Linked DNA regions of Homo sapiens: all the other regions are linked to region 1. A link is a loop called in an ENCODE intact Hi-C map of the cell type or tissue named here. Cell type or tissue: MCF 10A. All regions are shown on one strand. Region 1 has its middle 26 kb from the start of MIR2114. Region 2 has its middle 97 kb from the start of EOLA2-DT. Region 3 holds the start of LOC124905223 (a long non-coding RNA gene). Region 4 overlaps EOLA2-DT (EOLA2 divergent transcript).

Region 1 (8,000 bases):
CTGGTAGCAGGACCCCACACTGAGCTGTAAGACACTCATCTTGCTATGACAACCCCTATCTTCTGTATCACAATCTATGGAATGCTCAAATTTGGCCAAATTGTGGACAGTGCTCAACATAGTTAGCATTATTGTGAAAGTTTCCAGAAGGTTACAAGAACAGCCAGATCCCTGATTGGAACATGAAGACCTGGCTGAGATTTCTATGTTCTCTAATCTGGTGATGGATGAAGAGGGTTGGGAGGGGGTGTCCCTCCTGAGAGCGTGGGCTGAGCCTTCATCTCAACTGAGAGAAGGATGCTGGGGCAGGAGCATTGCACCTTCTGGGGGTTGAGATAAGGAAAAGGGCTACGTGGGTATGTATGTTAACTCTCAACCTCCAAGTCAAGTGCTGAGGGCTCAGCTTGGGGATTTGCAGACAGTCAAAAGAGTTCTCCCACACTTGGACACAGGAAGGGGAAAATCACACACCGGGGCCTGTCGTGGGGTGGGGGGAGGGGGGAGGGATAGCATTAGGAGATATACCTAATGTAAATGACGAATTAATGGGTGCAGCACACCAACATGGCGCATGTATACATATGTAACAAACCTGCACATTGTGCACATGTACCCTAGAACTTACAGTATAATCATTAAAAAAAAAAAAAAAAGAGTTCTCCCAGACATGCAGGGACAGAGCGTCAAGGCATTCCCCAGCCTGAGGCCTGGTGGGGCCCCCAGGTGGCAGGAAGAAGCATGGAGGAACTGAGTGGCTAGGACTGTGAATCCCAGGAGCAGCCACTTCACCCAAAGCAGCTTGAGTTACAACTCTGTTGATTGACTGATGACCTCTAGGCCCAGTACATATTGCTTCACAGAGCCTAGAGAACAAAATGTACCCAAGAGGTAGGGCTGGGGCTGCTCTCTCTTTTCTTGCCAGAACTGAATTCTACTGTGTCCTGAGGAGGCCTGGGCAGTTTGTGTGGTGTCAGGGCCAGACGCTTGGCACAGCCTTTGGCCTGCCCACCAGGGGCACTCTAAGCCACATGGTGCCATGGTTTCTGTAAGGGGATTCCTGGGCAGCCCATGTTAACAAATGGGAATGGATTCTGGAGAGAAAGAATGGGGTAGACCCCAGATGGTGATGAGATGACAGAAACATTTGTGAACACTTATATAAGCTCCTTTGGGGACTCCCTGAAATATTCAGGGGGTGGGGAGGGAGCCTGAAATATTCAGGGGGTGGGGAGGGAGCCTGGGTGAATAGATAGGGCGAGAAGCAGGCGACTAGCTTGTTAATGTTCTGGGACCCTATCTCTGCAGGCTGGTGAGGTCCTGAACTTATAGATTACAGGGTAATGGGAAATCTGTGAGGAGGAAGTGCTGGAGTGTTGAGGTGCAAAGCTGCCGCACACCCCACGAGCCCTGTAAAGCAGAACCCGTGGCCAGTTTCAGGGTGCGGGGGTTTTCTAGATTTCCAGCCCCTGCTGCTCCTCCACTTAGACACTACATTTATTTATTCTTATATTGAAAGAAACACAAAGTAACTCATTTTATTTATATTCTTAATAAGGAAACAAAGTTTCCAACATGTAGCAGCAAAATAATAACAGCAACAATAACAATGTGTGCATTACCAAACACACCTTTTAGTTGAATGGAAAACCTTTTACTTTTTTTAACTTTTATTTTAAGTTCAGGGAAATGTGAAGGTTTGTTACTAGACACTATATTTATTCAGAGTGCTAAAAATGGTGGCGGCAGCCTTGTTCCATGCCAGTTGAGTGAAGCTGAAGCTTTGATGGCTGGAATTCCCTTCCCCTAAACAGTTCTCATTCAGCAGGAGCCACATGAAATTCAGGTGTTATTTGGAAGATGGAAGTGAAGCCAGTGTCTCTATCTTTTGTCTCCTCTTGTTGACATGGGGCAGCTGCTCTGTGACTTCCAGGAACCCTGAACATTTTTGCCTTCATGGGGCCCTTCTTCAATTACCAATAAATAATGATAATTATATTTTATGATTGTGTTGGTATAAAGATGAATACATTATTATATAAGAAAATATTGTCTTTAATCTAAAAGTTCATTTCTTTCCTTCTGATTTTAAAATAAGTTTAATTATCTTGTGTGTCCTTAAAAGTCTCATAGCCTACTGTACCTAATGGAGAGGTTGACCCTGAAAGGGCCTGGAGCTTGCTTGCCCATGCTGGTTCTCAGGGATCAGTGTTTGGGCTTGGAAGGAGCAAGGTTTGCCCATGGACTAGATGAGGCAGCACAAAGAAATGGGTGGATTGGCTGCTTTTTGTCTTTGGGATTAAAAATAAGTCTATTGAGTGTTGTGGAAAAATCACAGTCTTACAATTTAGATGATCAATTATGTGGGAAAAAACAATGTCCATGAGAAAAAATCAGCACTTTTTAAAATTATTTTAAATAATTGTAATTATAGCTAACCTTTGTTAAGCACTTATTACAAGCCACATACTGGGCTAAGCCTCACTCCTTTCACCTTCACATGAAACCCATTTTAGAGACCAAAATGTTGAGGCTGCAGGCTGATGAGGCAGCGGAAAGTCAGAAATGAAGACCATAAAAGAATAGAGACCAATTGGTCAGTAGGAAGAGGAAGTGGGGAGAAAGGATTCAGGAACAGACACTCAGGGATTCCCCGTGTTCTCATATTTGCCCTTCTAGAACCACATTACATGATATACTAATAAATAGGCTTAGGACAACAGCACAGAACCAGATGTAAAAGTTAACAGTTTCATTAACACTTTTCAAGAAAGGAGGCTGTACTTGCTTCTGATTTTCTTCTCAGTGATTTCCCAGGCCAACAACAGAGGGCATTGTCATATTGAATGAAGAGGACCCATCTGGAGACCTCTGGGAAGTCTTAGGCATCAGGTCCTTCCCAACTTCCCCAAGGGACCGAGCCAAGGCAGAGCTTTGTGCTCTGAGAGAAAACTGTGCTTCCTGGCTCCAGGGTAGAGAGGCCTCAGTCTGGCACAATTTCACAAGAGGGACTAAAAGGAAGACAGGAATGTGACCGGCTGTATTCTACGTACAAGGATGTGGCAACTCTGAGGGAGGAAGTGATCTACTCATGGCCATATAGCTAAGTAGTGACCAAATCAGGATAAGAGCCACGCAGTGTGACTCTAAGGAACACCACAGCACGTCGCCCCTCACAGGGAACAGAGCTGGCATTGGCTGCTCATCTATTATGTGCCAGGGCTTCCACGTATTGTCTTATGGGAGCCCAACAGTGAGTAGGGGAGGAAAGTCATGCTCAGGCCTGCTGTACAGATAACGAAGCTGGCTAGAGTGCTCAGTGCGCAAAAGGGAGAGGGAGGCACCAAAGTCTCAGAACTGGCAGGAACCTGCATGCCCTTCTGTTCAGCCTTCCGTCCACTGCTTTGAACTCTCAACTGGTCTTCCCATCGGTCCCCTCACTTTTTATTGTGGTATATGTGTGTGTCTCTGTGTGTGATAAAATTTGTCAGTTCATATTTTTAGTGTACAATTCAGTATACTTAGGCATTAATTACATTGACAACATTATGCAACAATCACCATGTAATTGCAGAACACTTTTATCACCCCCAAAAGAAAGCCTATACCCATTAAGCAGTCACTCTCCCATTTTTCCTTCTCCAAGCTCCTGACAACCATTAATCTGCTTTCTGCCTCTGTGGATTTGCCTATTCTGGATATTTCATATAAATGGAGTTATACAACATGTGGTCTTTTGTGACTGGCTTCTTTCACTTAGCATCATGTTTCTGAGGTTCATCAGTGTTGTAGCATGGATCAGTACTTTATTCTTCTTTATTGCTGAATTGATATTCCATTATGTGGACATAGTGCATTTTGTTTATCCATTCGTCATCAATGGACATTTTAGGTTGTCCCTACCTTTTGGCTATCGTGAATCTGTGATAGACATTCATTGTGGGGAAAACTGTTTCCAATTCTCTTGGCTATGTATGTACCCAGGAGTGGAATTCCTGGGTCATATAGTCATCCTATGTTTTTCTGAGGAACTGCCAAACTGTTTTCCCAGTGGCTGTACCATTTTGCATTCCCACTAGCAATGTACAAGCGTTCCAATTTCTGTACATCCTTGCCAACACTTGTTATTTTCTGTGCATGTGTTGTTCTTTTTTTTTTTTTTTTTTTTTTTTTTACCCTAGTGGGTGTGAGGTGGTATCTCATTGTGGCTATCATTTGCATTTACCTAATGACTAGTGATGTTGTGCATCTTTTCACATACCTATCGGCCCTTTTTCCATGTTTCTGAAAAAAAAAACAAAGCATCCTTACTGGGCCTCCAAGGCCCTGCCCCACTCCCGGCCGCACTGAATGGTCCCTGGCCCTCCACTTCCACTCTGGCACCAGCCACCTGGGCCTCCCCTTCCTCATGTGCACACACAGTTCCTTCTGCCTGCGAGTGGCCTCCGTGCTCCCCTCCATCTTTTGGCTGAGCCCCTACTGGCATGCCCAGAGCATCATCTTGCACTGCCCCTTGGTGCGCCTCATCCCAGTGATGGGCTTCTTGCTTCTTGCAGTTTCCTGAGGGCAGGTGCTGCATCTGGCCCGTTCACTGGAGTGACTCCGGTTCCTGGCTGAGGGCTGGAAAAACAGTATGTTTGGATCCACAGCACCAGATGGAAGACTGAACTGAAGTTGTGCAGGTTTCCTTCTGAAAGACTGGGCTCTCTTGCCCAAGAGGCACTGGCGGTTCCATCTTGGGACTCTTCCTGCTCCAGGGCACCGAGCACCCAGTATTAGGACAGCAGGATAGATGAGGCATCCCCACCGTCTCCCATTGACATCTTTGGAGCTGCCCATCCTCAGCTGTGGTCTGCTATGACTCATGCCCTCAAGGCAGGATGAGTGTTGTCAGCAAGTGACTCATGGACATAGCTCCTCAGCCTTGGCAGCCTTGACAGCCAGCTAGGTCTGATGACATAGGAGAGAGAGCCCCACAGTGGGAGGCAGGGACCACAGTTCCGGTCCCAGTCTGTGATGACTCAATGTGTGATCTGGGGCCTTCACTTCCCCAGCCTGTAGAGTCTATCTGAACCACCTGTGGATCCCTTTCAAAAATGCAGCTGGCTACACTCCCACCCCTGCTCCGACCCTGAGATTCTGATTTAGTGGCTCTGGCATGGAGCCCAGGAAATCTGCAGTGTATTCAGCAGCCCCAGTGCCGCTGATGCTCACCCCGCCTTGGAGAATCTGCACAAGCTGCTCTGAGGGCCCTGTCCATCTCCCAGACTTTGGTACTAGAATTCTAGAATTCTTCAGAATTCTGAACAGTTTTCACTGGGCAAGTTCCAAGAAGTTCCTTGAAGGAGGAATAAGCTCACTTTCTGTTCCCTGAACACCTATCCTGGGTACCCACCCAGTGGGAGTAGTGGGACATACTGTGGGGCAGGGTGGCTTAGAAGCTCAGCCTTCAGCCTGTCAGCCATGGAGAATGGTGGCAGGCCCAGGGGCAGGGTCTACTGGGAGTGGAGCGCTGGGCGCTTGTGGCTGCAGCACTGTAGAGGGCCTGAGGATAGGGCCACCTGTGCTACTGAGCTCAGAGTTTCTTCTACTGGAGTTGCCACACATTCTGCAATATGCACCCAAAGACATCACCTCCCCATTTAGGGTGGTCCTAATGGACTGAGGCCTAAGCTGAGGCTTCCAGCAAACCTGCTCCACCATCTGCTGGGTTTTTGTTTAGAGCAGGGAGGAGGCCCACTCTTTGTTGAGGGCTGTGTTCCCAGAGGGGAGCTAAGCAGCACCTTGATGTGGTTGGGAGTTTGAAGGCTCTGGGTTCCCCATCCATTTCTACCTCCGCACCATCTTGGGCAGTCCAGCCACCCTCTCTCAGGCGTGGTCTGCTCCTCCATGAAATGAGAATCCCATTAGTATCTGACTTAGGATTTCAATGATGCTTAAGTGAGAGGCTGTACAGAAAGGGATCTTTGCAACAGTCTTCCTGTTCTTTATGGCAGAGGAGAAACTCCACTAGACCTGCTGGCTTCAAGCCATGGCTGCTCTGCCAAGCTCCAACCATGCCCCCGGGAAGGCAACTCCACAAAGATGAGCCAGTCTTAGGGCAAAAAACTGTGAGAAAAAGCTGGAGAGAACACAAATTCCCAGGGTCAGGGGGAGGCTGGCAGAGGCAGCTACAGGAGAGAAGCTGCTTTGTAGAGAGCCATTCTGATCTAGTGCCGAGCAGGCACACAGAAGACCAGAAACATCCAAAGAGAGCTTTGTAGCTTGAGGGACCCCCAGAGGGAGTGACAAGGCTGACAACAGGTAGGGTGGGGGCATTTTCACAAACCTGGGTTCCCCAGGCCCAGCAACCTGAGGCCTCCTAGCCTTGGCCTGCCCTTGGGAGCTTTGCAGCTGCTAGACACTGCTCCCTCCTCTTGATGGAAGGTTGAATTGTGGGCTAGAATCCAAATATGTGGCCACTGTGGACTCAGGGGAGAGGGGGCTGCAAGAATGGGTATCTCCAGGGAAGAAGGCAGAGTTGGGCCAAACCTTGGGCCCCCAGGCCCAGACTCCAACAGAGACGCTGTCCTCACATAGCTCTCCTCACAGGGGGCTAGTCTCTGGGCAGAGAACAGGATATTAGGCCAACGGCAGCTTTGGGAGATGGGGAGGTGGGGGAGCAGCTGCAAGAAGGCCTCAGGCTGTCCAGACTCTGGCCAAGGCCACCTTCCCTCCCCTCACAGGCAGGCCACCACCCAGAAGCACAATCTGCTCATCTCTGTATTGGATTTGTAAACCACACCACGCCCAGGGTCTCCAGCGGCTCCAGGCCCTTGCCTGCAGGCCGCCTGAATGGCTCCCAGTAAATCCCTCCAAACTAAGTGTGGACCAAGTCACCTCCTGTCAGAACCCTTCATGGCCCCTTCTGCCATCTCTACCTCTATAGGAGCCTCTGAATGCTTAGGAGTAAAGAGCCATTGAGGAGCTGTGAATAATATAATCAGAATTTTAAAAGCATATGAGAAGTGGTGCTAAGAGGTCACTCTGAAGCTCCAGGGCAACTTCTGTGGTTTTGACTGCTTTTACTGCCCGGAGTACACCACCAACTGCCAGTTGTTTTTGAATCATAGTCACTGGAGTGACTAGACCAAGAGGGTTCAGGGCTATTGTTTTCAGAACTGAGCCTGTATGAAGACAGCCCAGGGGCTACTGGCTCTTTGGCAGCTCTGACTTACTACCTTTTGCTGGTGGCTTGCCCCTCCACCCCAGATTTTCTTCTCCCATCGAAGGGGACATCTAAGTCATCAGTGGCCTATGGAGGATATCATGGCCATGAGTGTGGCTCTCATGGTCAGGGTCTGGTCCCACTTGCTGCATACTTCCTGCTACACAGGAGGCACCTGATCTCAGGCAAAGAGGACACCAGTGGGGCTAGGCAAGGGTCCCTGGAGAGCATGCGTCTGCTACTACTATGCATTGGGCAGGGACTATGGCCCAGCACAGCAGAATTCAAGAAGCATAGGCACAGGGCAAGAGATATGAGCATGAGCTGCTGTCAGCCATCATCAATGAGCTGGTGCGGCACCTGAGATATCCCTTGTCTTGCTGGGACCAGCCATTGCCATTAGTGGCTTTCTGGGAGGTTGTCTGGGATCAGGGGCTCTGCAGCCAAATGAAACCTCCCTGGACTGCTGGAATGTCCTCTCTCAGGACAGAGTCACCTTGCTCCTAGAAAAAGACCCAGGAAGGCACCTACCTTTCTTCTGCCTCCTCCTCCTCAGCACTCCTTCCTCCAGGCGGAAAGCACTATCCTGTCCAAACTGTCCTGGCTTACAGAATGCTTACCCAGTGTGCATGATGGAACACTGATCCCCACAACTGCTCTGGAGAAGGATAATCTTCCCATCTAAAGAAGAGGAAGCTAAGGCCTAGAGAGGAGAAGGGACATTTCAAGAACCCAAGGTCAGAAGGAACCATAGGCAATAGCCTCATCAACTACCCCTACCCCACCAGCCCAGACC
Region 2 (8,000 bases), 170 kb after region 1:
GAGACCAGCCTGGCCAATATAGGGAAACCCTGTCTATACTAAAAATACAAAATATTAGCCGGGCATGATGGCAGGTGCCTGTAATCCCAGCTACTCGGGAGGCTGAGGCAGGAGAATCACTTGAACCCGGGAGGTGGAGGTTGCAGTGAGCCAAGATCATGCCATTGCACTCCAGCCTGGGCAACAAGAGTGAAACTCCGCCTCAAAAACAAAACAAAACAAAAAACATGCTATGAACATTTGTGTACATATTTTTATGTGCACATGAGTTTTCACTTATCTAGAATGAATGTCCAGGAGTGAAATTCCTAGGTTTTATGGTAATTGCATGCTCAGTTTTTTAAAAATTTCCATACTTTCTTTCAGAGTGGTTGTACCATATTAAATTCCCACAAACAGTATATGAGAGATTGAGTTTCTCCACATCTTCACCAGCATTTGGTGTTATCACTATTTTTCATTTTAGATATTCTAATAGGCATGTAGTGACATCTCATTATGGTAATTTGCATTCTCTGATGCCTAATGATATTGAACATCTTTTCATGTAATTATTTGCCATCTGTGAATCCTATTTGGTGAAATGTCTCTTCATGTCTTTTGCTCATCTCTTAATTGGATTTTTTTCCTGTTGAGTTGTGAGATTCTTTGTATATCCCAGATATGAGTCATTTGTTGGATATGTGGTTCGCAAATACTTTCTCCCTGTCTGTAACTTGTCATTTATTCCCTTAACAGGGTCTTTCATAGAGCAAAATTTTTTAACTTTTAATTTTGTAAAACTTTTTTTTAAGAGCTCTAATTTACAAACATTTCCTTTTATAGATCATGCTTTGGGTATCAAGTCTAAGAATTCTTCACCAAATCCTAGATCTGAAATTTTTTCCTATGTTTTCCTCTAAAAAGTTTTATAGTTTATATTTTACATTTAAGTCCATGAAACATTTTGATCCAGTTTGCTTTAAAACACATTCTGAGTAAATGGATAATGGGCAGGAATACTCAATTCACTTCCTCACACGAAGAAATATAACTGCTAAACAAATACACACATTTCAGTCTCACTATTAATCAAAGAAAGCAAATTTGCAATAACAATAGAAGTTATATTTTAAGCAGTTAAGTTAGTAAAAAATCAGGCCATTTTTCCTGCAGAATTCCCCACCCTCTAGATTTGGTTGATTGTATTGACAGAGTTTTTGGTCTTTTAAAACAGGGGTTCCCAACCCCCAGGCCATGGACCAATACCAGTCCGTGGCCTGTTAGGAACTGGCCACACAGCAGGAGGCGAGCAGCAGGCAAGCCAGCATTACTGCCTGAGCTCTGCCTCCTGTCAGATCAGTGGCAGCATTAGATTCTCATAGGAATGCAAACCCTACTGTGAACTGCACATACAAGAGATCTAGGTTGCGGGCTCCTTATGAGAATCCAATGCCTGATGATCTGAGGTGGAACAGTTTCATCCTGAAACTACCTCCCCAGTCCCCACTTTTGGTCCATGGAAAAACTGTTTTCCACAAAACTGGTCCCTGGTGCCAAAAAGGTTAGGGACTGCTGTTTTAAAATGTAGGTTTATTATTCAGATGGTGTGAGGCCAAAGATCAGGAGACATCTGTCATTGAAAAGATAGTTTGTGGCCAGGCGTGGTGGCTCATGCCTGTAATCCCAGCACTTTGGGAGGCCGAGGCAGGCAGATCACTTGAGGTCAGTAGTTCGAGACCAGCCTGGCCAACATGGTGAAACCCCATCTCTACTAAAAATACAAAACCAGCCAGGTGTGGTGGCATATGCCTGTAATCCCAGCTACTCGGGAGGCTGAGGCAGGAGAATCACTTGAACCCGGGAGGCGGAGGTTGCAGTGAGCCAAGATTGCTCCATTGCACTTCAGCCTGGGAGACCGAGTGAGACTCTGTCTCAAAAAAAAAAAAAAAAAAAAGAGAGAGAGAGAAAAAAGATACTTTGTTACCGACAATTTCAAAGGGAGGGGGAACACCATGCCACAACATGCAGGGCCACATGGGGAAGCACCAGGGTCAGTCAGAAGGCAAGACTCCAAGAACTTGCTCCTTCAGGATCCCACATCAAGGTTGGTAAAAGAGGTGCTAACTACAGGTGAGGGCAACAGGGCCTTCCAGTTTCTAGACAAGATTGAAGAGGATGATTATATCCATGGACAATTAATGAATTATCTTTTTGTGTCTGAGAAGAAGCTACATAAAATACCAAAACTAATCAAAAATGAAAAAGATAACAGGGGCTTTAGTTACCCAATATAATGCAATAGGAACTGAAATTTAAGCAATTCAATTTTCTAGTTGGCCACAGAAGTTCAGATTCTGACCTTCCCTCCTCAGAGGTAAGACCATGCACAATAGCGAGGAATTGAACAAAACAAAAAGGACCCCCAAGAAGTGGAAATTCCATACAAAAGCTCTAAGAGGAACAGGGAGGTTTCTTTCCTACTCAACCCATTCTCCTCCCAGGAAGGTACAAAACAAATGAAGAAAACAGAGAAGTTTTGGACCTGGTCATTGGTCTCTAACCTGTTGACCTCTTATTGACTATTCATTTCCTGTTACAGGAAAACTCCTTTCCCTTTTATTTCACAATCTGGCACTTTTAAGTTCAGGATCCTTCGCTTAGCATCTAAAGCCTAAAGCTCTTCACAGCATGGTCCTACCCTTTCTTCCCAGTCACGTTTATTTCTGAGTCATAAAACTTAGTGGCTACAAAGCTAGGCTTTGGAGTCTGACAGACTTGGTTTGAATTCCTGTTCTGCCATCTCTTAGCAGGTGACCAAGTTACATAATTGTTCTGAGCTTTATTCTCCTAATTTGTAAGGTCGGAATGATGCTACCTATAACAAATGAGACTGCTGTGGCAGTTATATAAGAGAATGCATGTAAAACACTTAATACGATGCATGGCACAGAGTGATGACTCAATATATAGCGACTATTACTAGCCCTAAATGGATCCTATGATCTCCCACCTTGTTACTTTTGCTCAAGTTGTTCCTGCCTCCTAACATGCCTCTGCCTGTAGAAATTATATCTGTTGTTTATGTCTAGTCCCCAAGGCTACCTTTTCAAGAAGTCTTTCCTTTTGTTTCACCAGGAAATCCTATCCCTGCTTTGAACCTCCAATTCATTTGTACTCTTCCCTTGGCACTTCCTTCACACTGATAAGTGTACCTAGGCACTGCCCAGGGCTGACCTTGCACTGAGCAGATGCTTCATGACTATATACTGAATTAAATCCATGTGGTGTCCAAATGTTACATGATTTTCTGGAATTTTAAGAATTCCAAATACCTGAGAAATAATGCAATTAATTCCATATGTCAAAATTGCTGCTAACACCCTCAACTCAATGTTATTATAAAAACACATGACCAAAAACTGAATTGGTGGTGAGAAAACATGGAGGAGATAATGGTGAGGAAGAACTCTCTGCTGGCATTTGCTGATGTGATAATGTTGGCCTCCAGGATATGCATGTGTCATATATTTGTTTTGGCGACCTGCCACTGCCATTTTCTGCTCTGCCCAGCCCGTTTTCTTTGGGACTAGCAAAAAAATAACTAGGAAAAGCCTGAAAATAGTTCACAGGCAAGCATCTTAAACATCTACAAATGCTTTTTAGATGAATGGAAAAGATGGCATTTGTTTACAGAAGGGAAAAGACCTAACTCTGATGCACCTATCAACCTTGATGTCTCTTGTTCTGCCTGCCTCCAAATATCAACAAATAATGTCAAGGGAAAGTAAGTGTGGAACACTAACTACCTACCCACCTCTTCCCTGGAAAGCAAAGGGGTCCAATACAAGACAGGTCTTAGAGTTTGGATGCTGAAAGGTGTGCATCACCCATACAGCCTCAGTGGGCACTTGTTATAGAACCACAGATAAGCAAAAAGTACTGCCTCACTGAAGAGGGAAGAAGGGAGATTTTTCACCAACTCTGTGGAGATGCACTGAAAAATTCCCCCCGAAAAAACAACCTTAGAACCCCTTGTGGATTACTTTCCCATCTTTTTCCTGGCCTGGGAATGTTTACTAGCATGCGAGCATATAATTTTCCATCATGAATGACTCAGAGGGAGCTTAAGTGTCATGGAGAACCAAGTAAATGATTAATTCAAGTGGATTCAAACTAAGCTGCTTTTAATATTTTGATGGTGAAATGAATAATGCTCAATTATCTTCAAGTCACTCATAGTCAGACTTAACACAGGAGATGATCTGCTGAAGTGCACAATATTGACACACACTAGGATGTCACTTAATCCTCTGTGCACAAAAACCAGAGAGAACAACCATTCTCTTGAATGGAAGCAACCCTAGCTTCATCTTCTGGCCTATAACTTCCTCCCTTCCTCTTTTCCTCTCTTCCTTTCTGGCACAGACATTTAATAAATACCTCCCATGTGCAAAACCCTGAGAAAGGTACTACTGGGAATACAGAAATGAATAATATTGTGTCCTCAGGTAGTTTATAAGCTTAGCAGGAAAGATAAGATTGTAATAAAAGCAAAAATTAGCCACTTGAGATTGTTACAGAATAGCCTAAAAACTCCAGAATGGCTCCCTCAAAAGAACTCTATCCTGGAGATGTCGCCACAGTAAGAGGAAGGTTGACAGATCTGAGAAATTAAAGGAACATTTGCAAGAGGGGACTGGGGAAGTCAACTCACTCATATTTATTATAAATTCTCTTTCATTGAACTTATTTCAAAGACAGTCTTTGTGGCAAACTTTTTGAGGCCTTGGATGCCTTAAAATATTTCATTCTTACATTTAAATGATACTTAGCTGGGTATAAAATTCTAGATTCTAAGTTTTTTCCCTCAATACTGAAAATTAACGTTCCACTGTTTTCTTCTATCTGGGTTGCTTTTGAGTACTAAGGTGCCAATATGATTTTGTTCCTTTGTAGGTTATCTGCTTTTTCTTCCTGGGAAGGCTTCTTTTTTTAAAATTTTACTACTATGTGTCTAGATATACGCTTTGTCTCATAAATCCTGGTTGGCAAACTCTGAATCTTTTTAAACTGAGATCATCCATACTCCCCTAAGATTGGAGAATTCTTGGTCTTTGTTTCTTCAAATACTTACATCCCCTCCACATACTCTTCTCCCTCTCTCTTTCTGGTACTCTTATTCAACTGATTGGACATTTCTCCTTCTAAAGTATTTTTCCTCTACAGTATTTTTCCTATATTTCCCAACTATTTATCCCTTTCTGATGACTTCTGGGAAAGTTGTTCAATCTAGTATTCCATGTCATTAATTCATTCTTGATCTGTATCTGTTGTTTTTACCCCCCCCCATCAAGTTATTTCAACTTATATTTTCATAGCTGCTATTTCTGAATGATGTTGTTTGTAACTGCCTATTCCTGCCTCAAGTTACCAACATTGTCTCTTAACTTTTCAATGATATTCTAGTTTGTTTTCAATCATTGTTTTGATTAGTTCATTCATTCTGCTTTGTCTAGTATATTAAGATTGTTGTCTTTCTTTTGGGGTAGCTGCACTCCTGAAAAGATATGTTATTTAAGAAGACCCGATGCTCAGTAACTTCTAAGGTTATTTATTAATACTTACGGCAGTTTTTTTTAGAGCAGCATTATTTATTGAAATGTTAGTGTTTGTTTTCCTTTTTTTAATTATACTTTAAGTTCTAGGGTACATGTGCACAATGTGCAGGTTTGTTACATATGTATACATGTGCCATGTTGGTGTGCTGCACCCATTAACTCGTCATTTACATTAGGTGTATCTCCTAACGCTATCCCTCCCCCAAACAATGAGAACACTTGGACACAGGAAGGGGAATACTTACTGCAGTTTTTTGACTGAGGAGACCACTTTGGTTATCACTTCAAAACAGATTTCTCAGACTGATGTCAGTGATCCTACTCTCATTCTATTAGGTTTAGGTCATACATTCATCCTTCCAAAGGTTCGTTCACCCATTAAAGAGACAATCTTGCAAATAAGATAAGGCATCACTGTGGTTGTTACTGCTGTGGTTGCATAGCTTGAAGTATCAGTTCTGTGTGTAGTTTCTTGAATTAGACAACAGCACTAAATATTGTGAGATATTGCTATTTAAACTTAAAAATACAATGTTTAGTGTCAAAGTATGTCAACTCTAACATCCCTTCACACTCTATAAGTTTATCATTTAGTTTCATAAGGATATACTACTCCAAATAAACATCAATATTTTATGTATAGAAATCTATTTCTTTAGAATAAACAAACCAAGAAATAAATAAATTTACTTTTACATGTAAACCATGCAATCCCACACAGAACAACAGGGAAAAGATGAAAGTCTGTATGCAAAGGGTCCAATTTGTAACTTACTGTGCAGTAAAGCTCAGTCTTTAATCATTTTCTTGTTAATCTTATTCTTAACTATAAGCTGCCTCAGGGCATTTTCACAGCTTTCGCCAGTCTGTCCCAGTTTAGTTTTACCTGTTAATCTATAGACTCCAAGTGCTAAACACTAGATTAATAAGTCCTAAGAGTTCCAATATCTCAGTAAGCACTTTTGCCCTGAGCCTAATCTTATCCAGTAATCAGCCTTTGCACAGTTCCCATGTCTCAGCCCGTTTCTCCAACTCTCATTATTTTTCTCTCCTTCTTGGAGTATCTGAGCTGCCCTTTTTGCTGGAGGCATATGAAGGCATTGTGCCTACCCCTAGCTGTTCTTAATTTTCTCTCTTGAAGGACTCTCAGCAGGCCCAAAGACACGGCCCTTGCTTCTAGGATGCAGATGAAAAGCTGAAGTGGAGGGAGAAAAAGGGCAGTTCACTAACACATAATGACTAATCCTAGTAGAATAAAGGGCAGGGCCCTTTTAATAAACAGTGCACTCCAGGAAGAGGGTGGAGCCAATTGAATAAGCCCCAGGCTCTGATGAGACAAGTATGCTCTTGGAAGCTGTCATAGCAACAGGAGTTTGCTATTCAAGATGTGGACTATCTCTACTTAAGGCAGTTCTCTACGACCAGGACATCACTCTCTAAGGCCATCCTTTCTTCTCGCTGTCTTTAAGTACCTGGCTCTAACTACCTGCAAAACCAGCCTCCTGCCTCAAAGCAAGGGCTTTCCTTTCCTGTCTAGAGAGTTAAAATGGATTGTAGGAGACGCTAGACAAATTTAGCTCTCTCCTCCACAGAAGCCCAGTGTTTTGTGGTGTTACAGAAAAAGCCCTGATACACCAGTTCGCATGACCCATAATTCTTACTGAATTCATCTGCTGACATCCAGAAGTGCTGCTTGAAAAATGATGATGTAATGATGCTTTATGAAAAGGAATCAATCTCTGAGGTGGAAATTCTTACTGTACAATGACACCTGGCTAGAGTAGATAGGATAGTGCCCATATGCTATTAGCTTTGGAATTAGTTTCCCACTGGGATAGTGGTAGAAACGTTTTAATTTTTGTCTCATCCTATTTAGGCCAGCAGCCAGTTGAAAACATCCCTTCAGAGCACAGCAATTTTGATGGAGGAAGGGCAGACTAGGGAGTAGGAGAGTATAGTGGAAACCCATGAGGCAGGACCAAATGAATGAGGTAGCAGTGGTTCTCAGCTCTGGCTACACATTAGAATCTCCCAGGAGGCTTTCTTTAAAAGTTTATTTTGAAATAATTTTAAAATTACAGAAAAGTTGCAAAAACAGCAAACAGTTGCTGCACACACTTCATCCAGCATTCTTCATGTCAACATCTTTTATAACCATCAGAGTTATCAAAACTAAGAAATGAACTTTGGTACAATATGATTAACTAAACTAGATTTTATCTGCATTTTACCAGTTTCTCCACTACATTGCATTTTCTGTTCAGGGTCAAATTCAGGATTTCACATTGCATTGTCTCCTCCAATCTATGGCAGTTCATCCATTCTTTTATGTCTTTGATAATCTTGACACCTTGAAGAGCACTGATCAGTTATTTTGTATAATGTAGCTCACCAGTTTTC
Region 3 (8,000 bases), 280 kb before region 1:
CCAGTGTCTTGATCTTGAAGTTCCCAGCCTCCAGAACTATGCATAATGCATTTCCATTGTCTCTAAGCCACCCAGCCTATGGTATTTTGTCATAGCAGCCTGAACTGACTAAGACAGTGAGCCACATGAGAAGTGCCCCAACCCCTCCCTTAAGCACTTGGCTCACAGATCAGTGGGTTCATTTCTGCCTGAGTTTTATTGTTATTCTGTAGATTTCTTGGGCTAGATATATTTTTCTGTTATTTTCCTTCTTCACCTCAGTCATGAATTGGTTGTTTTAAAAAAGACAATGTAAGTCATGGGGAAACTCCTGACAACTCTACTCTCCTAGGGTTCCTGATAAAAGGGGATTCAGTTGAGTCCTCTGATGGTCTCTACCTGCCAAAGTCCAGCAGCCCTTAGCAAACATGCTGCTCGTTTCTGTAGAGAAGGTGCTGGTGTCCCACCATACTTCTCTCTCCCTCATGAAGGGCTTGCGACCCAGCAAATGGGTGGCTTATATGGGTCTGTTTCAAAGGAAGAGCCAGCTCTGGGAAGAAAAACGATGAGCATAAGCATAACCTACCACTGTGCCTGGGAAAGCAGACAACTTTTTTGATGTGTGAATATCTAATGAGAATGGAATCCATCAATTACCTTAAACTTAGGCACAGTCTTCAAATTCAATATATGTGGGATATACTTTTAGTCAGTTTGTAGACGTTATTTGTAATAAATAATCTGGCTTCTCTAAAGAAATTATTTTAAGTGTTTGGTTTGGTTTGATTTAATGGTAAAATTATATTTAGTGGCAGAGAATTATAGCAATGGTGATAAACTATAGAGTGTCATAAGTTCATATCTTATTCTCACATTTGAAGCTGCCTGCAGATGCATTCAAGATGCAGCCAGAAGTCAGGAGACTCAGGCTGTTATTTGGAGCTCATCATTTTACAGCCTTGCTGGACTCCCACTTTCTCAGGGGAAAAATGTGGTGTTGACCCAGATTAGCTCTCCAGGCCCTGCTGAGTTGGGCACTCTGTAAGCTGGAGGGTCTTCTATTGTCTTCACCTAAGTGTCAATCAACAACCCAAATGGGCATGGGGGAAGAGGGAGCTGGGCCAATGCCCAGGGTGCCTGGTAGAGAGATACCTTGGGCACTGGAAGGCACCAGCTTCCCAGAGAGAAGGGGGAGGGCCATGAAAAAGTTGGCTGTAGATGCCAGGGACACTGGGACTCTCCAGCTGTGTGTTTGTGTCTTCTGAAGACTTATGTTTCATTCCTTTGGAGCATGCATAATCATACACTGTGGGATGTGTTATATAGATTGCTTGATAGTTCACCACTGTAATAAAATACTGTGACTGGAATCTGCTCCCAGTCTGCCTTTGATAGCACTTGTGCAACACACATTTACTGAGCATTTACAGTGATCCAGGACCTGTGTTGTGAAAACATTGATGGACAAGGCAGATGGTGGAGCACGTCAGTGAGGATTTTTAACAAAGGCTGGTAAGTGCTATAAAGGAACATTGTAGGACACTAGAGAACAAAGAACAGGAGAACCTGACTTAGGCTGGGGTGGGGCGTTGGTTAGAGGAGGCTCCTTGGAGGACATGAGGTTTAAGCTGTGACCTGAGGATGAATAGATGTTGGCCAGGTGAGGGGCCCTGGGGAAGAAAGTTGGCAAAATTCCTAAACCAACTTGATCTATGTCACAGCTTCACCCAGTGCTACTCCTATTCTAAGACCCAATGAATACCCGGGTCACATAGGGAGAATGCTTGCAAAATGTTGGATGTCCTTGGGAAAAGAGCTGCTTTCTGCAGTCACGTGGAATCATCCCACAGACCGCTGTGCTGTAGTAGATGGGGTTGGGGAGGATGGGAAAGCCTTTATCTTTCTGTTTCTAATTTCTTCAATTCCAGAAAATTTACTTTCCTGAAGCTGTAAGGTGTCCTTCATTTTCAGCCTCAATTGTTGAAAATTAGATTACAAACCAAAGCAGGAATTCCATGATATGTTTTTAAGTTGTTCACACAGTAGAGTTGGGTGTGTCCCATTTATAAAACAATCCATCATAAGTCAGTATAGAGCAGAAGAGATAGCTAAGAAAAATCCCTGAGTCCTAAATGTCAGAATCAGAAGGGCCCATAAGGATAATCTAAATCAGAGGTTCTCAAAGTGGAAGGGCAGGGGTGTCCTTGTACTAGCAGCAGCAGCAGCAGCAGCAGCCCCTGGAAATCTATTACAAATGCAAATTCCAGGGCCCCACCTGTATCTGTGGAGTCAGAAACTCTGGGGATGGAACCCAGTAATCTGCATTTTAACAAGCTCTCCAGGCCACATTCCAATGTGAGAACCACTAATTTAATCCAATCCTCTCATTATACAGAATAGGAAACTGAGTCTGACCCCTGGTCAAGCCTTGCTACTGCTGTCCAGCAGGATGTGATATGGATGATGGATCAGTGACCACCGTGTGCTGCTTTCCAACTTCCTCTTTCCCAATTGAAATTTTTTTTTCTTTTTATTGCACTCTTACTTTCTATGCCAAGGTGAGCATGGTGACCAGTGGTCCCTGAAACATGAAGAGCTATATACTGACCAAATTCAGAGGATGACACATCACCTAGGGTTTCCGGATTGGAGTTGGATCCCTTTGGGAAAGGGGTAAATAGGTTTTCCCTAAGTGTGGGCATTTTGGGAGGTGTATGCGTGGGAAGGAAGGTGTGTATGAATGAGGATGGCCAAGAGATTGATTGCAACAAATACTGTTGGTTGCCAGCACTAAGTCTTCCTTCTCTTGACACCTTTCCCCATTTTCATTTAGGCAGCTTCGTTTGGCCCATACCACCTCTGTGCTTAGGAGGAACCTGGCTCCACACAAGGTTCTAGCGGGGGACACAGCTGACATGAAGCAGCACAGTAGGCTAGTAGGCGTTGGATCCATTCAGACTAAAAAGCATGAAATCTGGGGGGGCTTCTGGGAAAGAAGCTTCCTGGCTCTTCTGACAGAGATTCTAGAAGCCATTCTCCTGCTCTCTGAATGGGGCAGGAGGAAATTTGTAGCCTCTGGAGTTGCTGGCACTATCTTGTGCCCACAAGGGGGAGCCAGCCTTAGGATGAGGCTCATGCCACTGAAGGCAGAGTAGACAGCCAGAAAGAAACAGCATCTTTGATGACACTGAGGAACTGTTGATTCAAACCAACCCTGAAGTCCACCCAACCGCTGGACTTTAACTTTCAGGAATCAGTAAGTCCCCTTTATTGTTTAAGCCAGTGTGAACTGCGCTGTCTGCTAATTGGGACTGAAAACATCCCAACTGATAATCTGGCCTGGCCTCTCAGACCCCTGAGTTCATGAGGTCTGCTTTACACAGCCAGCCTCATATTAAAAAACACCCGATTTTTAATGATGAAGCTTGGGGCCTGCTGAACCCTGCTCAGCCTTGAGTCATGTTCTTTTATCTACTGACCAATTCATTTACAGAGACAAATCTAACACACCTGAACCATCTGTACAATGCACTCTAGCAAATACATTCAGTATGGATCAAATATCACAATCCTGGGCTCTTCATTCAGATCTCAAGTGTGGTACTCAAGATCTTCAATATGCATTAGTTGAATGTGATACACATTTTAGATACAATAGTCTAGCTTAATAACATTAAGAATTTCTGGGTCATATTCAATTCTGATGCAAACTAGAATATGTACTTTGTGGGTTTCTGTGAAGAAAATAATTGATGATTTAAAATGGGATTCATCTATAGAAAAGAAGCAATGCTAGCTCATAAAAGCAATTATTGGCATCAAACTCCTGAATTTTTAAATCCCTTAAAAAGTCCAAGAGCATACCAGAAAGTCAAGATTTGGTTTCAAAGGTAATAACTGTAAACAAAAAAATTAAAAGCCCGTAAAAGGTGTTGCTGGGTAGGATTGTGATGGCTCTAGAAACAATTGTGAGAGCTCATTCTCTTTCTCAATTCCTAGTCTAATATTATTTGAAAAACTTTATATAATGAGAGAGTGAGAAATAGACATAAATCAAGTTCAGGGTTACAGAGCAATGCTTAGCCTTCAGGAACCTCTTCTCTGGGGGAAATTTCTGAGCTGGAGTTGGCTTGGACAATGAGCTCGGGCAGGACAGATGGGGGATGTGGCTGCTACCCTTGCAAGTGGGATGTAGGGGAGCAGGAATAAAGTAGATTGTTTGGAAAAGAGGAGCTTTCCTCTCTACTGGGACAAATGTACGTGGAGCATTTGATCAGTTTAGCAGAGCCTTACTTACCCAGAGGCCCTCACTCCAGTGCTCTGTGATGAGTTCAGAGGCCAGCAGCCAAGATAGGGGCAAAGAACTGGGGGAAGGAGGGAGAGTTAGTGGGAACATCACAGTTGTCTTCAAATCTCTAAAGGGCTCTTAAACCTTGGGGGGTCATATTGTACTAGAATGTTGATGAACCTCAAGATTTGTAATTTGTCTCAAAAGTGGGGCATGGAGAAGGATTCTAAACTCTAAACTGGATGTCAATCTAGCTCTGACAAATCACAATGCAGACTTTTTGTTTGCAGCAGGGACTTGGTGAAGTCTTTTAAGTTCCTGAGACCACGTTGTCATTCAGAAAGCCAACTTAAACAATTTTATTAATGAATGAGTCCTCGGTTGTAATCTTGCCTCTTGCAGTGCAGAATAACTACACGGCTTGGAAGAGTGGTTCTGCCCACCAGCTGCTGTGGAACAAGCTGGGCAGAATAGATCTACATGATTCCAGATCTATATGAATGCACAGGGAATTGACATGGTCAAGGCCATTGCCAGAGGCTGCTCTTTCAACCCCATTCTGCTGCTTTGATCTGTATCAATCTTGAACTAGGGCAATTCATAGAGCATAAGGGAGTCAGGAGACCTTTCTGGGTAGGTGGGTGGGGAAAGGGCCTCCTTGTGATGTAATTATTCTGCCAAAGCAGACATTTCCAAATTAAAAGTCAACAAAGCAAACAAAAGAATAAAAGAAATGATTAAAATGGCTATCAAAATGATAAGAACAAATAAAAACAAAAACCTAAAAAGATAATTCTCACAAAGAATGTAGAATCTGTGCTTATGAACTAGTAAAATAAACCTCTTTTTTTTGGTTTAAACCAGTAGTGGGAGCTTGTTCATATACTATCAAGTATTTTTATAAGTCACATTTAAGCCTACCAGGAGAACATATGCTTAACAGCCTTCCAAAAACGTTCACTTTATACTGTGCTAGTCATAAAGAAATAGCAGAGTTACAAACACACTGTGTGTAAGTGAAGACCACTCACTGCTCTCAGAACTGACCAAAATCGATTGGCTTATGTTAGGAATATCAGCACCACCCCAAAGTGGTATGAATGAATCTTAATCAGGGAAAAGTAATAAAATGAGTGGCCTGAATTTCGAAACTAGCTGTTTTTGGCTTTTCTTACCATGTGAAGCTGTCACTGTGGTATGTGAAATGGCAGCCAGAAGTTTTGTTTTGTCCTTGTAAATTGCATTAAATGACGACAACAACAACAACAGCAGAAACAACAGAACCACCAGGACAAATTACCACTGGCGGTATAAAATTGTGTACTTGTTGGAAGTTGAAGAAATCACATGTTTTCAGACATTGCACAAGTGCTATAGAAGGATAAGGAGCTTAACTGGACCAGAGAAATGCATCATGGTCAGTGGGTAAATGGGCCCTACATGCAGATGCAAAGTTCTCCTTTCTGCCCAGTGCAAGAATATGGGTTCATCGGCCTCCAAGCCTTGAAGACTGAGAGTGTCTATCAATACTTCCTCTAAAATGCTCAAAACAGTTTCCAAAACTTAGCATTCCGCAATGGCTAGCAGATACAGCTCATTCATTGGTTCATTCCCCTCTATATTCTACTCATTCATTCCAAGGATCATTCAGCTTACATTACAGAGCTAGCGAAGACGTCTTCCTATGCCTGAGGAGTTTACTACCAAGTGGAGAAGCAGACAAGTCACAAAGAACTCTGATGAAGAAGTGGACATCACCACACCCTGAAAGGCAGAAACCAGAGATCTTGTGAGCTGGAGCATGAGCAGGGACACAATGACCAGGTGTGAACTTTCTAAAAGTCATTTTGGCATTGGTCAGAGGTGTCCTACTTTGTGTACCAGTGTCAAGGCCTTAGGAGCTGGTTCTCCCTGTAGTTGAGAACCGTAACCTTTTTCAGAACTCTATTCCAAGGCCTAGCACTTGCTCTAGAGTGACAGTTTGCACAGAAAGCCAGTCAGAGATGGCGAGTCACTAGCAGCATTCTGTCGGCTCCTGTATTACTCAGCAAACTGTGAGTCATCCCGGTGTTTCCAGACTTGCAGATATACCAGAGAGCTAATGAAGCAAGTGGGTTTCTCATCTCATTCAGAAGCAGAGATAATGTCCGTTCTTGTTTACAGTCACTTCTTTGTTTCCCCCACCTACGTATTATCATTTCTCCAAAATGTCAAGAGAGGGACAGCCATTATGCTCAATTTTCCAGGAAAGTTATTTCTGGTTATGCCTGTGCATTTAACAAACATGCACCTCAGTAAGACATACAAAAAACCCAGATGGCCCATACAACATGATGAGTGGATGTGCAGTAAATACTGCTCTTACCAGGGATGGAAAATGAGCAGTTCAGCTTGCTGCTTCTTTTAGATTGTACACTAATATTATTGCAAAAGAAAAGACTGCTTTTGATTAGGAGAGGACTAGCAAGTGTTTTAAAATTGCAGCCTTTACTTTTTCATTGTGGTAAAAATATGTATAAAATGTACCATTTTAACAATTTTTAAGTGTGCAATTCAGTGGCATTAAGTGCACTCACAGTGTTGTGCAACTATCACCACCATCCATCTCCAGAACTTTTTCATTTTCCTGTACTGAAACTCTGTCCCCATTAAACATGCACTCCTAATTTCCTCCCTCCCCTAGCCCCTGTCACTCACAGTTCTATCTGCCTTTCTCCATGAATTGGACTACTCTAGGGACCTCACATGAGTGGAATGATACAATATTTGTCCTTTGGTGGCTGGCTTGTTTCACTTAGCTTAATGCCTTCAGTGATCATCCATGTTATAGCACATGTCAGAATTTCCTTCCTTTTTAAGGCTGAATAATATTCTATTGTATGGGCATGCTGCATTTTTTTAATTTATTTACCAGCTGATGGACATTTGGGTTGTCTCTCTCTTTTGACTATTGTGAACAAAACTGCTATGAACAGATAACTGGTTGAGCCCCTGCTTTCAATTCTTTCTTTCTTTCTTTCTTTCTTTCTTTCTTTCTTTCTTTCTTTCTTTCTTTCTTTCTTTCTTTCTTTTTTCTTTCTTTCTTTCTTTTTTCTTTCTTTCTTACTTTCTCTGTCTCTGTCTCTGTCTCTCTTTCTTTCTTTCTTTCTCTCTTTCTTTTTCTTTCTTTCTTTCTCTCTTTCTTTCTTTCTTTTTTTTTATTTTTTGAGATGGGGTCTCTCTATGTCACCCAGGCTGGAGTGCAGGGCAGTGATCACAGCTCACTGCAGCTTCAACCTCCTGGTCTCAAGCAATCCTCCCACCTCAGCCTCCGGAGTAGCTGAAACTGCAGGCAACGCCACCATGCCTGGTTAATTTTTGTAATTTTTTGTAAAGGTGGGATCTCACTATGTTGCCCAGGCTGGCATTGAACTCCTGGCCTCAAGCGATCCTCCCACCTCGGCTTCTCAAAGTGCTGCGATTACAGGTGTGAGCCACTGTGTCCAGCCTTGCTTTCGATTCTTTTAGGCATATACCCAGAAGTGGAATCACTGGATCATACGGTATTTCTCTGTGTAATTTTTTGAGGAACTGCCGTACTTTTTTCCACAGTGGCTGCACTATTTCACATTCCCACCAACAATGCACAAGGGTTCCAATTTCTCCACATCCTCACCATCACTTGTTATTTTCTCTCTCTGTGTGTATGTGTTTATAATAACCATCCCAATGGGTGTCAACATTTTGGTGTTTG
Region 4 (8,000 bases), 240 kb after region 1:
GGAACCCGTCTACACTGCTAGTGACAACGTAAAATGCCACTAGCAATGTAGGAGGCATGGCAATATAAAATGGTGCAGCCGCTTTGGAAAAGTTGTTCAGTTTTTTTTTTATTTTTTTTTTAAGAGTTAAACATTGAGTTATCATATGACTCAGCAGTTCTACTGCTGGGTATCTACTCAAGAGAAATGACAACATATATTCATATAAAAACTTCTACCAGGCCGGGCACGGTGACTCACGCCTGTAATCCCAGCACTTTGGGAGGCTGAGGCAGGTGGATCGCCTTGGTCGGGTGTTCGAGACCAGCCTGACCAACATGGAGAAACCCCGTCTCTACTAAAAATACAAAATTAGCCAGGCATGGTGACACATGCCTGTGATCCCAGCTACTTGGGAGGCTGAGGCAGGAGAATCACGGAGATTGCACTCCAGCCTGGGCAACAAGGGCAAAACTCCGTTTCAAAAAAAAAACTTCTACCAAATGTTCATAACAACATTATTTACAATAGCCAAAAGGAAGTAACTCAAGTGTCCATCAAGTGATAAATGAATAAACAAAATGTGGTATATCCATATGATGGAATATTAGCCATAAAAAGAAACTGGACTTTAGTAAAATTAAACCAAAAACCTTATGCTCTGTGAAAGGTACTGTTAAGAGAATGAAAACAGAATCCATAGAGTGTGAGAAATATTTTCAAAACACATATCTGATAAAGGATTTGTATCCACTATACAAAAAAAGAAAACAATCAATTTAAAAATGGGAAAAATATCTAAACAGACATCGCATCAAAGAAAATGTATGGATGGCAAATAAGCATGTAAAAAGATGCTCAACATCGTATGTTATCAGAGAATTGCAAATTAAAACCATGAACTACCAGTACAAACCTATCAGAATGACAAAAATCCAAACAACTTACAACACCAAATGATGGCGAGGATGTAAAGCAACAGGAACTCTTATACATTGCTGGTCAGAATGCAAAATTACAAAGCCACTTTGGAAGCCAGTTTGGCAGTTTCTTACAAAGATAAACATAGTCTATGCTCACTGGTATTTACCTAAATCAGGTGAAAACTTATGTGCCCACAAAAACCTGCACACAAATGACTGAAGCAGCTTTATCCATAATTGCCCCAAATTGGAAGTAACCAAGACGTTCTTTAAAAGGTGAAGGGATAAACTGTGGTAAATCCATACAATAGAATATTACTTAGCCATAAAAAGAAATGAGCCATTAAGCCAAAGAAAGACAGGGAAGAAGCTTACATGCATATTACTTAGTGATAGAAGCCTCTGAAAAGATTACATGCTATATTATTCCAATTATATAACATTCTGGGAAAGGCAAATCAAAAGATCAGTGGTTGGTAGGTGTTCACAGGGAGGAGGGAAAGACTGCCCTAAAAGTCCCCTGTGTTTTACCTTTTCATCAAAACTACTCTGTATGATACTGTAATGGTAGATATATGACATTAGACATTTGTCAAAACCCATAGAACTGTACAACACAAAGAATGAACCCAAATGTACGGACTTCAGTTAATCATAATGTGTCAATATCAATTCATTGATTATGACAAATATACCACACCAATGCAAGATGTTTGTGGGCAAAATTATGGTCAGGAGTGGAGAGGAGGGCAGTATAAGGGAATTCTCTGTACTATCTGCTCAATTTTCTGTAAACTTAAAACTGCTCTAAAAAGTAGTCTGTTAATCAAAAACGAAAACTTAAAAAAGAGAGAGAATAAAGTGCTGCTACATGCTACAGTATGGATGAACTCTGAAAACGTTACACTAAGTGAAAGAAGGCTGCCATAGAAGACCATACAGTGTGTGATTCCATTTATATGAAAGGTCCAGAATAGGGGAATTCTATGGAGATAGAAAGTAGATTAGTGGTTATCTAGGACAAGGGGGGGAATTAAGGGGAAATAGAGGGTGACTGCTAATGGGCATGGGGTTTCTTTCTGGGGTTTTCAAAATGTTATAAAATCTATTGTGGTGGTTGTGGTGATGGTCTAGAGCTCTGAATACACTAAAAATCACTTTAAATGGGTGACTTGTATGCATATCTCAATAAAACTGTAAAGATGGTAACGAGTTTGAAAATCTCAATAAAAAGGACAATTTTCTAGGAAAATTAGCTAACTGGAATCACAAAGAAGTAGAAAACGTGGGGAAAAATAGGGTGTTACACATTTTCCTCTGATGATTGTTACAGTGCCCAGACAGCTTTATGAGCAAGTTCTTTTTAATTTACAAAGAACAGGTAATTTCCATGCTCTAAAAGCGGTTCTCATTATAAAATAAAAGAAGGAATAAGCCCATTCATTTTATAAAATTAAAGTTATCCTGATCACAAAACCTGACGAACACCCACACAAATACACAGAGAAAGAAAACTGAAGACTAATGTCACTTAGGAATATAGATGCAAAAATCCTAAATGAAATGCCAGCAAGCCAAATCTGGCAAGACATTATGAGCAAGGAGGGATTATTTCAGGAGTGCAATTTACTATCAGGAAGTCTAGACATATAACTCATCACAACAATCAGTTGAAGGAGAAAACCTGAACAAATGACAAGAAATTAATATTTCAAATTTATTTTTTAAATCTATTAATAAACAAGGAAAAACCTATACCAAAACATAAAATTGGGCAAAAAAGAAAAAAATAGTTCAGTTTTACTTGTAATTAAATAAATGTTAATTTTAAAATATGATAATCAATTCTTTGTAGTCAAATTGGCAAAATAGTAATATCAAGAATTTGGGAAAAAAAGGATATACCAATATTCTGCCTCTAAGATAAAAATTGTTATAGGAACATTTAGTAATACCCATGAAAAGCCTTAAAAATTAACATACAGGTGAAACAACAGTTGCACGTCTAGGAATTTCTTCACAGGGAACAATCAAGGACTTGGAAAGGTGTAGTCACACACTACTTACCTCTGCATTGTTTATAGTACAGAAAAACAGAAAGTAACTGAAATGTCCAGCATTAGAAGATTCATCAAACAAATTCTGGTTTGTTCATTCAGTGAAATGCCATGTAACCAGTGAAGGTAAAAAAGAACAATGAACTTAGGTATTCTGAATACATTCAATAAAAAAAGCTTATGAAAGAGCATGTAGAATACAGAGAAAAGAAGGCTGGATGGTTACAATAAAATGTTAATAGTGGCTGTCTCTGAGTGGGAAGAATACAAGTAACTTATATGCTGTTTTTTTTGTATATCTGTGATTTTGTACATGTTCTATAATAAACATATATTACTTTGGTAAAGAAAAATATAATAAGAGTGTATTTTAATGTATATGTTCTTAACTAAGAAGTTTTGCTGCTAGAAATTTATCTTTAAAATCAGACATTTACAAGATTTATGTATAGGAACACACATTATTATAAAAGCAAAAAAAGGAAACCAACTAAATGTCTAGCAATAGCAATTATAAAGTATGAAATAACTATGGCTATACAATGGAATACTAGGCAGCTATTAAAAATCATGAGGTAGAAGAACATATAATGACAAAGAAGATTAAGCAAAAAGGCAGATTATAAAATAGTAAATACAAAATGAGGCTAATTTTTTTCTTTCATTTTATACATTTTTAATTTTTTTAATTTTTAATTTTGTGAGTAGTTAGTATGTATATATATATGTATATATATATGGGGTAAAATTTTTAAAAATAAAACCATATGGAAAAAATACTGGAGGGAAATATACCAAAATGAACATCAATTACAGTTCTCCCGAAGCCAAAGAACCACTGGTAATTTGTTTATTTTCACCGTTCTGCATTTCACAAACTTTCCACAATAGATTTTAAACTCTAAGGCATTTGAGGAGCAAGGAGCGAGAAAAGGTATACAACCATAGTAATTCTCTCTGCTGCCATTATACTAGGCATTTATAGTATCCCATAACTGAATGCAAGAATTGCTCCTGTATAAATGGGAAGAACATGGATTAAAACAAATGAGAAAAGGGGCAATGTGCTAATATGTTGTCTGCATAATTTTTTAAAGCATAAACATAAATCTGGAAACCAACATATTACAAGGTTAAGAATGGTTACTTCTTGTTGGTAGGAATGTGGGTAATGGTTAATTTTGTGAGTGTGATTTTTTTTTTAATTTCTGAAAAATAAAAAAATAAAAATTAAAACCAAATGAGAGACCTATAAATATTTCCACTCACTGGTGTTGGGGCAGTGTGAGTACACTTCTTCCTCTGTGTCTGAGACTGTGGGAGGAGCCCAGTCAGTCCCCGGGATGGGAGGGAACATTCATGGCCACTGCTTTCCTCCCCTGGTCTCAGAGGCTGAACATTGGTGCCCTCTCAGTGAAATAACACAGCAATGCTAGTCTCTCCATTCACTGTATGCCAGGGAGCCCCTAATCCTATGGCAACGACCCCATAAATCAGGCTCATGGACCCCTAACCCTTCAGAGCTCCCGGTCAGCAGAGTTCTCTCCCATGCCATGGCCCTCTATTCTGGCTTCTGCACCCTGCCATGAGACCGGGAGCTCCTGGAGGGCAGGGCCTGTAGTTTAGCTCAAACCTTGCCTCTGTGACTACCCTAGTGCCTTGCATAGAGTGGATATTCAATGAACATTTATGAGACTTTGAAAGGCAGGCAGGTATGAAACATCATCTTGGTGCCTGACTTGAGAATAGAGGAACATGGATACTAGCATGTATCCATGAAGCCTTTCATCCTCTCAGGAAAAGCACAATCCAGCCCATGGCTTGGCTACTTCTTGACGTGCGCACGGGTGCAGTAGTCTCATGGATGAGAATGCCACCTAGTGGCATGGATGTGGTAGTCTCGTGGATGAGAATGCCACCAGGGTAGGCATGGGCAGTGATGAAAGCAGGTCAAAGAAGAAATTAAACACGGTTCAAACAGATCTTCTTTGAAATAAAGATATACAAACCATCACAATAAGTGGAACAGTGGGGGCTGGATGAGGTGTCTGTATGAAGGCATGGCAGCTACAAAGTCAATATAGCATCAATATACAAATTTACGTGCGATGCAATAGGTTTCCTTTGTTTCAAACTGAAGGAAGACATTCCATCTCACTGCCAAAGGCTTACAAATTAACGCTGAGGGTCAGGGTTCATGGTACTTACTCAAGGTTCCTGTGGCTGCTGTTGTAGTCCCATAACTTTAAAATCATTCTATCATCTTGGAGTACTTTCTCTTAGTGGGGAGATGATGGAATTTGTTGATCATAAGAAGTATATAATGGGAGAAATCTCCTTTGCTAAAGGTTCATGTAATGAAAGTTATGAAAAAAACCTTTTTTTTCATTAAAGCAAACTAATTTGTCACTGAAGAAAAAGTAATTATTTAAATGTTTAAAGAAACAACTTTTTTCAATAAAGCAAATTAATTCTTTAAATATGTCGGAGTGTCTCCAGGTACTGACTAGTGTTCTTAGAAAAGAAAACTTTTAAGAACAGAAAAATTCAGATCAAAAGAACACAGCCCTTATCTTTCCCCCTTCAAATATAAGTCAAATAGTGGCTGTGAAACTGACTGCAGGGAAATCCCTCCATTTTTTATAACATCAAAATGGAATAAGGCTTCATTGCTCAAGCTCATACATACCAGGTCTGAAAGCACATGTGGGTTAAATATCTCAGACTTGGTTTGTTTGAAATGATGTTCTTGCTTTCAATATGATCAACTAAAGACAGTTACTCTGGACTTAGAGCTTCATGGAACAACATAGACTTGATTATGCCAAAAGTACTTTACACAGCTTGAGAAGTCCACTCTTAACAGGTGCCTTTGGAAGTCAAGGCAAAGGATTTTTTAAAAAATTGAGCTGGAAGAGATCCTGACCAGTATAACTAGACAGCCTGTGGGATTCAAGAGGTAACAGCTTATCTGCTTTTAAACACTAGTACAATAAGAGAGTTCACAATAAAGTTGGACAACCGCCATAACATCTTTTATCGAAACTATTGCAAGTTTCTAACTGATCTTTCTGTTTTCACTTGACCCAATTTGGCCAAACCCACACAGCCTAGCACAGGCTCATAATTCTACCATTATGTGCCTGTGCTCCAGCCAAACTCAATTTCTCACTGTTCAACTGTATCAATATTTGTTTTACCTCTCTAGCAGTGAAAAAAATTGAGTCACCCCAAAAGGTTGTTAGGATCATTCTCAAGTACTGTAAAAACCCTGTCCAGAAGAGACATATCCTCAGACATGCAGTCACACAAGACTCTGCCTTTGAAAATACAGATCTATGGAGGATGAGACAAGAGTTTATATCTCTCTGCACCTGACCTGGGTTGTTTTATTGCTTGTTATGCTACTGACTAATCCAGTGCTTCCCAAACATTTTTGGAGTTTTGACATTTCACTGGTTCTAAGCAAAACAATTGTTTGTATTGTTTTTATAAAATGTACCTATCCTACCCCCAAGAATGCTATAACTTTTCAAAAAAAATTAAAGTTAATTAAAATGAATTTGGCTTTGAGAAATTTAGAACAATTTTGTGAGGTACTTTGAAATCCTATGAAACACTCTAGAATTCCCAAAACAAGGAGTTGAGAATAACTATTTTGGCAAATATGTTTGTCTCTCCATGCTTTGTTATTCCCACCTATAAAATGAAACTAATGATGCTCCTACTCTTTCCCAAGTTTCCCAGTCTGTATATTATGAGAACCCAGGCTTATAGAAAGAACTTTGCTTTCCCCAGAATAAAGGATTCCCATCTAACCCAGATAAAGAAATTTAACTATAACTCTAAAATCTCCTTATGAGATTAACATTCTAAATGTTACCAGCAAAATATGAGATACTGAAACATTACCTGATAACACAGAGACATAAAATTCTTTCAGGCTGCAAAAAGATATTTATGTTACTAAACTTACATTTGAAGATCACAGTGCTTGAGAAAGTGTAGATCCAACATCCAAACATAGTTGCCATTGGGAAGGAACTGCCTTTAGCTTCTGTGAACAGAGGAGTCTCTTCTGAGGTAGGGATGGGAGTTCAGGACTCTGAGAAGATAACATGTCATAATTTCCACTGGGTTCTCTGTTGAAATGTTTCTTTCTGCAGAGAGATTAGAAGTGCAGCACTGGGAGGAGAGGCTGAAAAACAAACATAAGCCTCCCTTGTTGGAGTACATTTTATCCCCACAAAGTTATTTTGTTTGTGATCACAATTCAGTGAATTCTTTTTGATAGAATTCTTTTATTGCAACTGTCTCTAAGAGGCTAAATTTCTCCAAGCAGCACTCTGGAGAATCCCAGCATTAGACAATAATTATAAATAAGGGTTCTACAAGTAACCAGAGACCCAGGCTAAAAGGAATGTGATAGGCCATACAGGGTACGGCTCTGCCTCCAGGCTGAATAAGAATCCTAACCCAAATGGACTGGGAAAGAGTCCATGTCATTCTAAAATAATAACAGGAAAGAATCTGTTATGGATTGAATGTGTCCCCGCAAAATTTATATGTTGAAATCCTGACCCCTAAGGTGATGGTATTAGGAAATGGGTCCTTTGGAAGGTGATTAGATCATGAGGGTGGGACCATCCTAAATGAGATAAGTACCCTTATAAGAACAGGCCAGAGAGCTAGCTCACTCTCTTTCTTCTGTGTGAGAACACACAGCAAGAAGATGGCCATCTGCAACCCCAAAGAGGGTCCTCACCAGAACTCATATTAGCACCCAGATCTAAGACTTCCAGCCTCCAGAACTATGAAAAATAAATTTCTGTTGTTTTCAAGTCATCCAGTTTATGGTACTTTGCTTTGGTAACCCAAACCTTTCTGGATGAGGCAGAATCCAAGAGTTAGAGATTTGAGAGTCAGAAAACACCTCTAGAGATCACTTGTTGTAGCCTTTTGCAGAGAACAAAGGTATTATATTAATTTTCTGTAGGCCTAATGTTAAGGTATCCTTAGGTGAAAATAACTAATGTGACAT

The links. Hi-C counts contacts between places; a loop is a spot of excess contacts. Peaks named below come from ENCODE experiments on the same cell type or tissue, not always from the same donor. Only the 100,000 strongest peaks of a DNase experiment are listed, where the experiment ranks them.
Region 2: it touches region 1 in a loop (4-fold over the local background); 5 of 110 quality-filtered maps call a loop at or near these places.
Region 3: it touches region 1 in a loop (3-fold over the local background); 9 of 110 quality-filtered maps call a loop at or near these places.
Region 4: it touches region 1 in a loop (10-fold over the local background); 21 of 110 quality-filtered maps call a loop at or near these places.

The regions. Positions count from the first base shown.
Region 1 is chrX:150,198,071-150,206,070 of GRCh38, reverse strand. No RefSeq gene overlaps it. Among named protein-coding and RNA genes, the nearest start is that of MIR2114, 26 kb to the left of the region's middle. In MCF 10A, no CTCF peak of the experiment used is centred here; DNase peaks (open chromatin) are centred at 850, 2,980, 4,030, 4,890 and 1 weaker place.
Region 2 is chrX:150,031,841-150,039,840 of GRCh38, reverse strand. No RefSeq gene overlaps it. Among named protein-coding and RNA genes, the nearest start is that of EOLA2-DT, 97 kb to the right of the region's middle. In MCF 10A, no CTCF peak of the experiment used is centred here; DNase peaks (open chromatin) are centred at 2,660, 3,500 and 6,890.
Region 3 is chrX:150,481,303-150,489,302 of GRCh38, reverse strand. The region is part of intron 5 of MAMLD1 (mastermind like domain containing 1); the gene reads right to left. It overlaps LOC124905223 (a long non-coding RNA gene), which reads right to left and starts at 6,805. Exons shown (of 2, transcript XR_007068346.1): 1 at 5,924-6,805; 2 at 1-4,343. In MCF 10A, a CTCF peak has its summit at 3,094 (motif pointing right); DNase peaks (open chromatin) are centred at 3,092 and 6,312.
Region 4 is chrX:149,959,884-149,967,883 of GRCh38, reverse strand. It overlaps EOLA2-DT (EOLA2 divergent transcript), which reads right to left. Exons shown (of 12, transcript NR_027456.1): 8 at 6,936-7,119; 9 at 5,168-5,301. Among named protein-coding and RNA genes, the nearest start is that of EOLA2-DT, 25 kb to the right of the region's middle. In MCF 10A, a CTCF peak has its summit at 4,821 (motif pointing left); a DNase peak (open chromatin) is centred at 4,823.